Regions from separate parts of the Homo sapiens genome. Here region 2 is linked to region 1. The links are chromatin loops, found by intact Hi-C in ENCODE. Cell type or tissue: Calu3. All regions are shown on one strand.

Region 1 (5,000 bases):
ACTCCATCAAAAAAAAAAAAAAAAAAAAAGAACTAGAGAAGCAGAGAGCAAACAAATTCAAAAGCTAGCAGAAGACAAGAAATAACTAAGATCAGAGCAGAACTGAAGGAGATAGAGACATGAAAAACCCTTCAAAAAATAAATGAATCCAGGAGCTGGTTTTTTGAAAAGATTACCAAAATAGATAGACCGCTAGCCAGACTAATAAAGAAGAAAAGAGAGAAGAATCAAATAGACACAATAAAAAATGATAAAGGGGATATCACCACTGATCCCACAGAAATACAAACTACTATCAGAGAATACTATAAACACCTCTATGCAAATAAACTAGAAAATCTAGAGGACGTGGATAAATTCCTGGACACACACACTCTCCCAAGACTAAACCAGGAAGAAGTCGAATCCCTGAAGAGACCAATAACAAATTCTGAAATTGAGGCAGTAATTAATAGCCTGCCAACCAAAAAGCCCAGGACCAAATGGATTCACAGCCAAATTCTACCAGAGGTACTAAGAGGGGTTGGTACCATTCCTTCTGAAACTATTCCAAACAACAGAAAAAGAGGGACTCCTCCCTAACTCATTTTATGAGGCCAGCATCATCCTGATACCAAAACCTGGCAGAGACACAACAACAACAACAACAACAAAATTTCAGGCCAGTATCCCTGATGAATATCGATGTGAAAATCCTCAATAAAATACTGGCAAACTGAACCCAGCAGCACATTAAAAGCTTATCCACCACAATCAAGTTGGCTTCATCCCTGGGATGTAAGTCCAGTTCAACATATGCAAATCAATAAACATAATCCATCACATAAACAGAACCAATGACAAAAAACACATGATTATCGCAATGGATGCAGAAAAGCCCTTCGATAAAATTCAACACCTCTTTATGCTAAAAACACTCAATAAAATAGGTATTGATGGAACATATCTCAAAATAATAAGAGCTATTTATGACAAACCCATAGCCAATATCATACTAAATGGGAGAAAGCTGGAAGCATTCCCTTTGAAAACCGGCACAAGACAAGGATGCCCTCTCTCACCACTCCTATTCAACATAGTACTGGAAGTTCTGGCCAGGTCAATCAGGCAAGAGAAAGAAATAAAGATATTCAAATAGGAAGAGAGGAAGTCAAATTATCTGTTTGTAGATGACATGATTGTATATTTAGAAAACACCATCGTCTCAGCCCAAAAACTCCTTAAGCTGATAAGCAACTTCAGCAAAGTCTCAGGATACAAAATCTATGTGCAAAAATCACAGGCATTCCTATACATCAAAAATAGACAAACAGAGAGCCAAATCATGAGCAAACTCCCTTTCACAATTGCTACAAAGAGAATAAAATACCTTGGAATACAACTTACAAGGGATGTGAAGGACCTCTTCGAGGAGAACTACAAACCACTGCTGAAGGAAATAAGAGAGGACACAAACAAATGGAAGAACATTCCATGCTCATGGATAGGAAGAACGAATATCGTCAAAATGGCCATCCTGCCCAAAGTAATTGATAGATTCAATGCTACACCCCTTAAGCTAGCATTGACTTTCTTCACAGAATTAGAAAAAACTACTTTAAATTTCGTATGGAACCAAAAAGGAGCCCATATAGCCAAGACAATCCTAAGCAGAAAAAACAAAGCTGGAAGCATCATGCTACCTGACTTCAAACTATACTACAAGGCTACAGTAATGAAAACAGCATAGTACTGGTACCAAAACAGATATATAGACCAATGGAACAGAACAGAGGCCTCAGAAATAACACCACACATCTACAACCATCTGATCTTTGACAAACCTAACAAACACAAGCAATCGGAAAAGGATTCCCTATTTAATAAATGGTGTTGGGAAAACTGGCTAGCCATAATGCAAAAAACTGACACTGGACCTCTTCCTTACACCTCATACAGAAATTAACTCAAGATGGATTAAAGATTTAAATGTAAGACCTAAAACCATAAAAACCCTAGAAGAAAACCTAGGCAATACCATTCAGGACATAGGCATGGGCAAAGACTTTATGACTAAAACACAAAAAGCAATTGCAAAAAAAGCCAAAATTGAGAAATGGGATCTAATTAAACTAAAGAGCTTCTGCAGAGCAAAAGAAACTAACATCGGAGTGAACAGGCAACCTACAGAGTTGGAGAAATTTTTTGCAATCTATCCATCTGACAAGGAACTAATATCCAGAATCTACAAGGAACTTAAACAAATTTACAAGAAAAAAACAAACAACCCCATCAAAAAGTGGGCAAAAGATATGAACAGACACTTCTCAAAAGAAGACGTTTATGCAGCCAACAGACACATAAAAAAATGCTCATCATCTCTGGTCATTAGAGAAATGCAAATTGAAACCTCAGTGAGATACCATCTCACACCAGTCAGAATGGCGATCATTAAAATATCAGGAAACAACAGATGCTGGAGAGGATGTGGAGAAACAGGAATGCTTTTACACTGTTGGTGGGAGTGTAAATTAGTTCAACCATTGTGCAAGACAGTGTGGTGATTCCTCAAGGATCTAGAACCAGAAATACCATTTGACCCAGCAATCCCATTACTGGGTATATGCCCAATGGATTATAAATCATTCTACACATGCACATGTATGTTTATTGCAGCGCTATCCACAATAGCAAAGACTTGGAACCAACCCAAATGTCCCTAAATGTTAGACTGGATAAAGAAAATGTAGCACATATACACCATGGAAAACTATGCAGCCATAAAAATGAATGAATTCATGTCCTTTGCAGGGACATGAATGAAGCTGGAAACCATCATTCTCAGCAAACTAACACAGGAACAGAAAACCAAACACCACATGTTCTCACTTGTAAGTGGGAGTTGAACAATGAGAACACATGGGCACAGGGAGGGGAACATCACACACCAGAGCCTGTCAGGGGGTGGGGAGCAAGGGGAGAGATAGCATTAGGAGAAATACCTAATGTAGATGATGGGTTGATGGGTGCAGCAAACCACCATGGCACATGTATACCTATGTCATAAACCTGCATGTTCTACACATGTATTTCAGAACTTAAAGTATAAAAAAAGTTTTACTTCTTTCTTTCCAAAAAAAAAAAGAATGCTAACCTCCAACACCCACTGTATATGTGTGGTGTCTATTTACATGTGTTGACTTCTAGTGTGATTTATTTACTTAAGTTGACTTTCTGTGTAGCTTAATAATTAATGTGGTTATACATAAAATATACACATTTTGAAGAAAAATTTTCAAAGTCAATAACCCTATCTTCTTTGATTCTTAGACTCTTTTATTTTTAGGTTGTCTTTTGCACTTTCTTATTTTTTCCCCTTACAACATAGAAACTCTGGCCTAATATAAAGTGCTTGATCCTTGCAAGTTACCAGCTTGCCCTTTTGTTGGCTGTCTCCTTTATGCAGCAATATAAAGAGAATACAACCACAGTGAGCTAATTTTTACCTAATTTCCTTCTCCTGGGGAACAAGACAAGGGAATGTAGTTTGACCTCAATAAAACAAAATGGATTTGTACTAATGGCATACTAGAGAAAATCCATTAAAGTCGTTTCAGATGATAAAAAAATTTGTTGAGATTTTTTAGACCATATTAAGGTTTTTAACAGAAATAACTTTAATTTTCTTATCATTGAAATAAAATTAAAGTGCAATTTTTTCTCATTTATCTGGCTGGAAAAAAGTGCAAAGGTTTGAGTTAACTGATCTACCGAGCTGAACACACACAAATACAAGTGAAGCTTTTGAAGATGCTAGGGCAATTTATCCAAGACACAGATTCATCTAAGGCCATTCTGTATTAGTACTTTTTGAACCTAAAGAAGCAGTATATTGGGGAAGGAAGAGTCATACTTTAGGACTAAGGTTTCTTAGAGGTCCCAGATAAAAGCAAGCAAACAAACATGTAAATATTGGTCATATTTTGTAAGATGAGGGGATAAGATAATTAGAAAGAAATACTTTGTGGTCGTTGCCACTGGGGGACATTTTAATGGATTTTTCTATTCAGTGGGAGATAAAGTTCATATTTAGCTCCCTTTCTCCTGCCGAAGAGAATGTTTCAAGCACCCTCTACTTACTACAGGGCAGGAAAGCACATGAGGCCAACTCACAGCAGAGGATGTCAGACTTAGAGAAAAGCCATTCCTGGTTAATAACTAATTCGTGGCAGGCATTTTACGAAGCACAATGGTTGGAGAAAATATTCTTAGGAATAATAAACAAATACATTAATTATAAGTCGAATCAACTTTCAGCAAGTCCATAAATAGAGATTGAAAATAATATCTTTGATGCAAAGAAATAACATCTCAGAGGAATGTGGGGTCAGGAGATGTGGACACTATGGCCGAAACTGGCTAGCTATTTCAAATTTTCTTTTTTTTTTTTTTTTTGGTATTTTGCTTTTCTAAACTTCCTAACCCCCCTTGCATGTGACTGAGTTATGACCAATGGAATGTGAGAAAAGAGACACAGGCCACTTTCAGGCCTTGGCCCATACCTATCTCAAGAGAGCCTTTAGGGTGTACAAACAGGATATTTATTGGGCCTGAGCACAAAGGCAAGTCAGAGGAAAATATATTTTCATACACAGGTTTATAAATATTTTCCTTCAAGTCCAAATGTTGAAGCAACCTTTGTGCTACGGGCATTTTTGAATGTGAGATTGAGCTTTTGCTGCTTGAAAGGAAGAATGAGTCATTTTAAACAAATGACCTAGCAAAACACCAGGGATCTTGATATAGAATCATCAAATCAACTTGTACCTGACTACTTTGCTCTCCAACAAAATTGCATAATTTTTCTTCTTTAAAGCCAATATTAATTAGATTTCCCTTTGACTTCTGTTAGTGTTCTCCTCCAATGTCTTTACTGGAAAGAAACATTTCTCTATATCTTGTAATTTTCCTTGCATAGGATTTCCACACTGAAGTTTGTTCTTTATGTAGGTTAAAGAACA
Region 2 (5,000 bases), 79 kb before region 1:
AAATTTTTAAACTTAAAATTTTTTATGGGTACATAGTAGGTATATACATTGATAAGGTACATGAGATATATTGATACAGGTATATGGTGTGTGATAATCACATCAGGGTAAGTGAAAGATCCATCACCTCAATATTTGTCATTTTGTGTTACAAACATTTCAATTATACTCTTTCCACTATTTTCAAATTTACAATAAATTATTGTTAACTGTAGTTGCCTTGTTATTCTATCAAAACTAGATCTTATTCATTCTAACTATATTTTTATACCCATTAACCATCCTCACTTCACCCCTCTTCCCCGCTAGCCTTCTCAGTCTCTGGTAACCATCATTCTATTCTCTCTTTCCATGAGTTCAATTTTTGCTTTAATTTTTAGCTCCGTCAAATGAGTGAGAACATGCAAAGTTTGTCTTTTCATGTCTGGCTTATTCCACTTAACATAATGTCCTCTAGTTCCATCCATGTTGTTGAAAATGATAGGATCTCATTCTTTTTCATGGCTGAATAGTACTCCATTGTGTACATGTACCACATTTTCTTTATCCATTCATTTGTTGTGAACACTTAGGCTGCTTCCAAATCTTGGCTATTGTGAATATTGCAGCAGTAAACATGGGAGTGCAGATATCTCTTTATTATATGATGTCCTTTCTTTGGTGTATATACCAAGCAGTGGGATTGCTGGATCATGTGGTAGTTCTGTTTTTAGTTTTTTTGAGAAACCTCCATACTGTTCTCTATAGTGGTTGTACTAATTGACATTTCTACCAACCGTGTACAGGGGTTCCCCTTTCTACACATCCATGCCAGCATTTGTTATTGCTTGTCTTTTTGATAAAAGCCATTTTAATTGGGGTGATATGGTATCTCATTGTAGTTTTGATTTGCATTTCTCTGATGATTAATGATCTTGGGCACCTTTTCACGTACTTGTTTGCCAATTGTATTTCTTCTTTTCAGAAATGTCCATTCAGATCATTTGCCCATTTTAAAATCAGTTTTTTAGTTTGTCTATGGAATTATTTGAGCTCCTTATATATTCTGGTTATTAATCCTTTGTCAGATGTATAATTTGCAAATATTTTCTCCCATTCTGTGGGTTGTTACTTTACTTTGTTGTTTCCTTTGCTGTGCAGAAGCTCTTTAACTTGATGTGATCCCATTTGTCCATTTTTGGTTTGGTTGCCTGTGCTTGTGGGGCATTACTCAAATCTTTGCCAAGATCAAGGTCCTGGAGAGTTTCTCTAATGTTTTCTTTTAGTAGTTTCTTAGGTTGAGATCTTAGATTTAAGTCTTTAATTCATTTTGATTTGATTTTTATATATGGTAAGAGAGAGTGGGCTCAGTTCATTCTTCTGCATATGGATATCCAGTTCTCCCAGCACCATTTATTGAAGAGACTCTCCTTTCCTTGGTGTGTATTCTTTGCACCTTTGTCAAAAATGAGTTCACCATAGATGTACGAATTTATTTCTGGGTTTTGTATTCTGTTTCATTGATCTGTGTGTCTGTGTTTATGCCAGTTCCATGCTGTTTTGATTACTATAGCTCTGTAGTATAATTTGAAGTCAGTAATGTGATTCCTCCAGTTTTGTTCTTTTGTTCACAATGGCTTTGGCTATTTTGGGTCTTTTGTGGTTCCATATAAATTTTATAATTCTTTTTTCTATTTCTATGAAGAATGTCACTGGTATTTTGATAGGGGTTGCAATGGATCTGTAGATTGCTTTGGATAGTATGGAGATTTTAACAATACTAATTGTTCCAATTCATGAACATGGAATCTGTTTCCATTTTATTGTGTCCTTTAACAATTTCTTGCATCAATGTTTTATAGTTTTCATTGTAAAGTTATTTCACTTATTTGATTAAGTTTATTTCAAAGCTATTTTATTTGTAGTTATTGTAAATGAGATTACGTTCTTGATTTCTTTTTTAAATTGTTTGCTGTTGACATATAAAAATGCTACTGATTTTTGTATGTTAATTTTGTATCCTAGAGAAATACATTTAAAAAATACTCCTAAGATTCCCAACTTTTCACTAAGTGGTGGCTGTTGATTGTATTATCTTTTTGAAATTTAACAGCAGGGCATTACTATATAGCTTCCACAGTGTCATAAAATTTGGTACATCTTGAACTTAAGTGATGCTACACTGGCACAAGCTGTTGTTTCTTGAGTGTTCTAGCAATCAATACCTATCCTGAATCACAGCTGTGTTGATCAAATCTATCTATCTATCTATCTATCTATCTATCTATCTATCTATCTATCTCTTTTTAGAGACAGGGTCTCATTATGTAGCCTATGAACTCATGGGCTCAAGTGATCCTCCTGTCTCAACCTTCCAAGTAGCTGGGACCATATTTTTTACGGGGAAAAAAAAACTTAGATCAAATATTGTGTGTTCTCATTCATATGTGGAAGGTAAAAAAGTGAATCTTGTGAAGATAGTAAAGTGGTGGTTATGAAAGGCTGGGAAGGGAGGAGAGAATGAAGGAAAAAAAGAGAATATAAATATATTTATTACCACTGAACTGTAGGCTTAAAACTGGTAAAGAAGGTAAATTTTATATGTATATATTTTCCTCATTTTTTTTAAAAGAGTCTAGAGCACCACCAGCATGGAGGATTGCAGCAATTTCTCCTGATAAATATGTAAGACATAAAATTCAGTGGATGGACAGCAGAGAGTTATGAAACACTCCCCTTGACTGAAAAACAGTACCGGGGGAAAGCTAATTCACTCACATTACACATTTTCTTTTTAATCAGGATTTCCTCAAATTAAACATACATTGATGGGCAATGTAAACATCTCATGTGATATTGAAACAGTTGTCAACATCCTTAAGGAATTAACCCCCCTCCCTCCATGTTGGGCCTTTGCTGCCCTGCTGGTCTTTTTTTGTTTTTGAGTCTAGCCTCATTACATTAATAGCTCAAAACCTTCTCAGGCGTGTTAAAAATAGATTGCAAGAGAATTGAATGCAGTGTTTCCCTCCTCCCTCCCACTTTTTTTCTTGACTCTAATATAATGGCACTCCTCAGAAACAGTCCACGGAAATCCAGATTTTCGCAGTGGCTTGTGTGGGAAGTGCAGACTATTGTGTGCAAGTGTTGCAGCCTACTGCTTGGCAGGAAGTCGTTTTTCGGAAAAGTTAACTGAACAAACACCTTCCATTGTCTACAGAGGTTGAAAGTCCAATGAAATTTCCTTATTGCTATCTCTAAAGCAATTTGGTGGCTGTGATTACATTTAACCCTTTATTTCTAAAGTCTCATTTTTATTGAAGGCTCTTCCCTTCAGTGATTCTTAACCTTTTCTGATTCTCAGACTCTTTTGAGAATTTGGTGGGACAATAAACTCATGTATTCTTTTTTAAGGGGATCAACAGTTCTTTCTCTCATCCTCTCTCCCATGTCAAACTGTAGCAGGTCTAAGTCATTAATTATCAAGGGAAAAACTCTAAAGAAGAGAAGGTGAGGATCCAATGCATTTCTCATTTCTTTTATTGCAAATTAATTTTTTTTAAAGGCTGAGCTTTGCTGTGAACTATTTTAAAAGCTGTTAATCACTTTCATAGTCTCATTTATCAAAGTGATAATAATACATAGGCTTAGTTTTCCTGTGCTGTAATACAACTGAAAAAATTAACATTATAAATGAATATACAAAGAGTTCGACCAGAAAGGCAAAAATAAAAAATAGGCTACATTAAATTTGGTGATGACTGCTTTCATACTCTAAATATTTCACATTGCTTCAAAAGAGAATTTGTGAAAAAGTCTTTAAACAAAAAAACACATCTTTTGGTTTAATTTAAGATTGTAAGATTTAGCTATTCCACGGTGGAATTTGTTGACTCATAAGATAGTGAGTTTGCTGTCATTGGGAATATTCAGTAAAAGCATACTTACATTATGTGTCAGGTATATCAAAGAAAACCTTTCTGTTCTGTGGCCAGATAACTTCTATCAGGCCTTTGCATCAGAAATCCTACAAGTTAAAACAGAATTTAGTTGGTCTATAGGAGGAAAACTTTTGAGATGTATTTCTTTTTGTTTTCTTTTTTCCTATGCATATGACCAAGGCAATGGTTTTAATTAGTGCTGAGATGGAGTTCCAACTTTCCAGTATCATTTACTTTCTGTATGGTCTTGGATATCTATGATGCTATTACATGAAAACTACAACCTTTTCCCCAATGTCTAGAAAGTGACAAATTGTCCTATTATTCACTGGGAATTGATTTGGGAAGAGGGAAACTATTGTGTTACCTTCAGGGAAAGAGTACATCTGAATCAACTCTTTTTATCAAGTGCTTCGATTTTTGTCCCAAGTATTTTGATTAACTAAAATTTGAGAGTGTATATATAAAAGTATTCTTTTCTCATCCAATCTGTTGTTATTTATGTTGAATGTATGGGTTGTGAATTGCCAGGTCAAGTAAATGTGATGGCATTTAGCATCTATGGCTATTTTCCAAATGGATTCCTCATAACAAAGCCTTTGCACAATCTGAAATCCATTATCCTGAAGCTTTCCTATAGCCCTAAATTTGGTATATGTATTACTCAGCTCAGGCTGCCATAACAAAATTCTATAGACTGAGTGGCTTAAACAACAGAATTTGTTTTCTCATGATTCTGGAGGCTGGAAGTTCCCTACAGGGTGTCAGCATGGTCCAGTTTTAACAAGGGCTGTCTTCCTGGTTAGCTTCCTGCCTTCCTGCTATGTGCTCACATGTCCTATTCCTAGAGAAATCTCTCTCTTTCTCTCTCTCTTTCTTTTTATAAGAAGAGCAATCCTATCAGATTAGGAACCCATCTCTATTATCTCACGTAACCTTAATTATCTCCTAAAAGCCCTATTTCTAAATACAATCACATTGGAAATTAGAACTTCAACGTATGAATTTTGGGGAGGACACAATTCAGTCCCTAGCAATATCACATATGTTGATATGGTTTGGCTGTGTCCCCACCCAATT

The links. A loop is a pair of places that touch in the nucleus more often than their neighbours do. Peaks named below come from ENCODE experiments on the same cell type or tissue, not always from the same donor. Only the 100,000 strongest peaks of a DNase experiment are listed, where the experiment ranks them.
Region 2: a loop joins it to region 1, with 2.2 times the contacts of the local background. A loop is called at or near these places in 1 of 110 quality-filtered maps.

What each region holds. Positions count from the first base shown.
Region 1 is chr12:77,289,596-77,294,595 of GRCh38, forward strand. All of the region lies in intron 2 of LINC02464 (long intergenic non-protein coding RNA 2464), which reads right to left. Among named protein-coding and RNA genes, the nearest start is that of LINC02464, 25 kb to the right of the region's middle. In Calu3, no CTCF peak of the experiment used is centred here; no DNase peak of the experiment used is centred here.
Region 2 is chr12:77,210,413-77,215,412 of GRCh38, forward strand. No RefSeq gene overlaps it. Among named protein-coding and RNA genes, the nearest start is that of LINC02464, 100 kb to the right of the region's middle. In Calu3, no CTCF peak of the experiment used is centred here; a DNase peak (open chromatin) is centred at 3,109.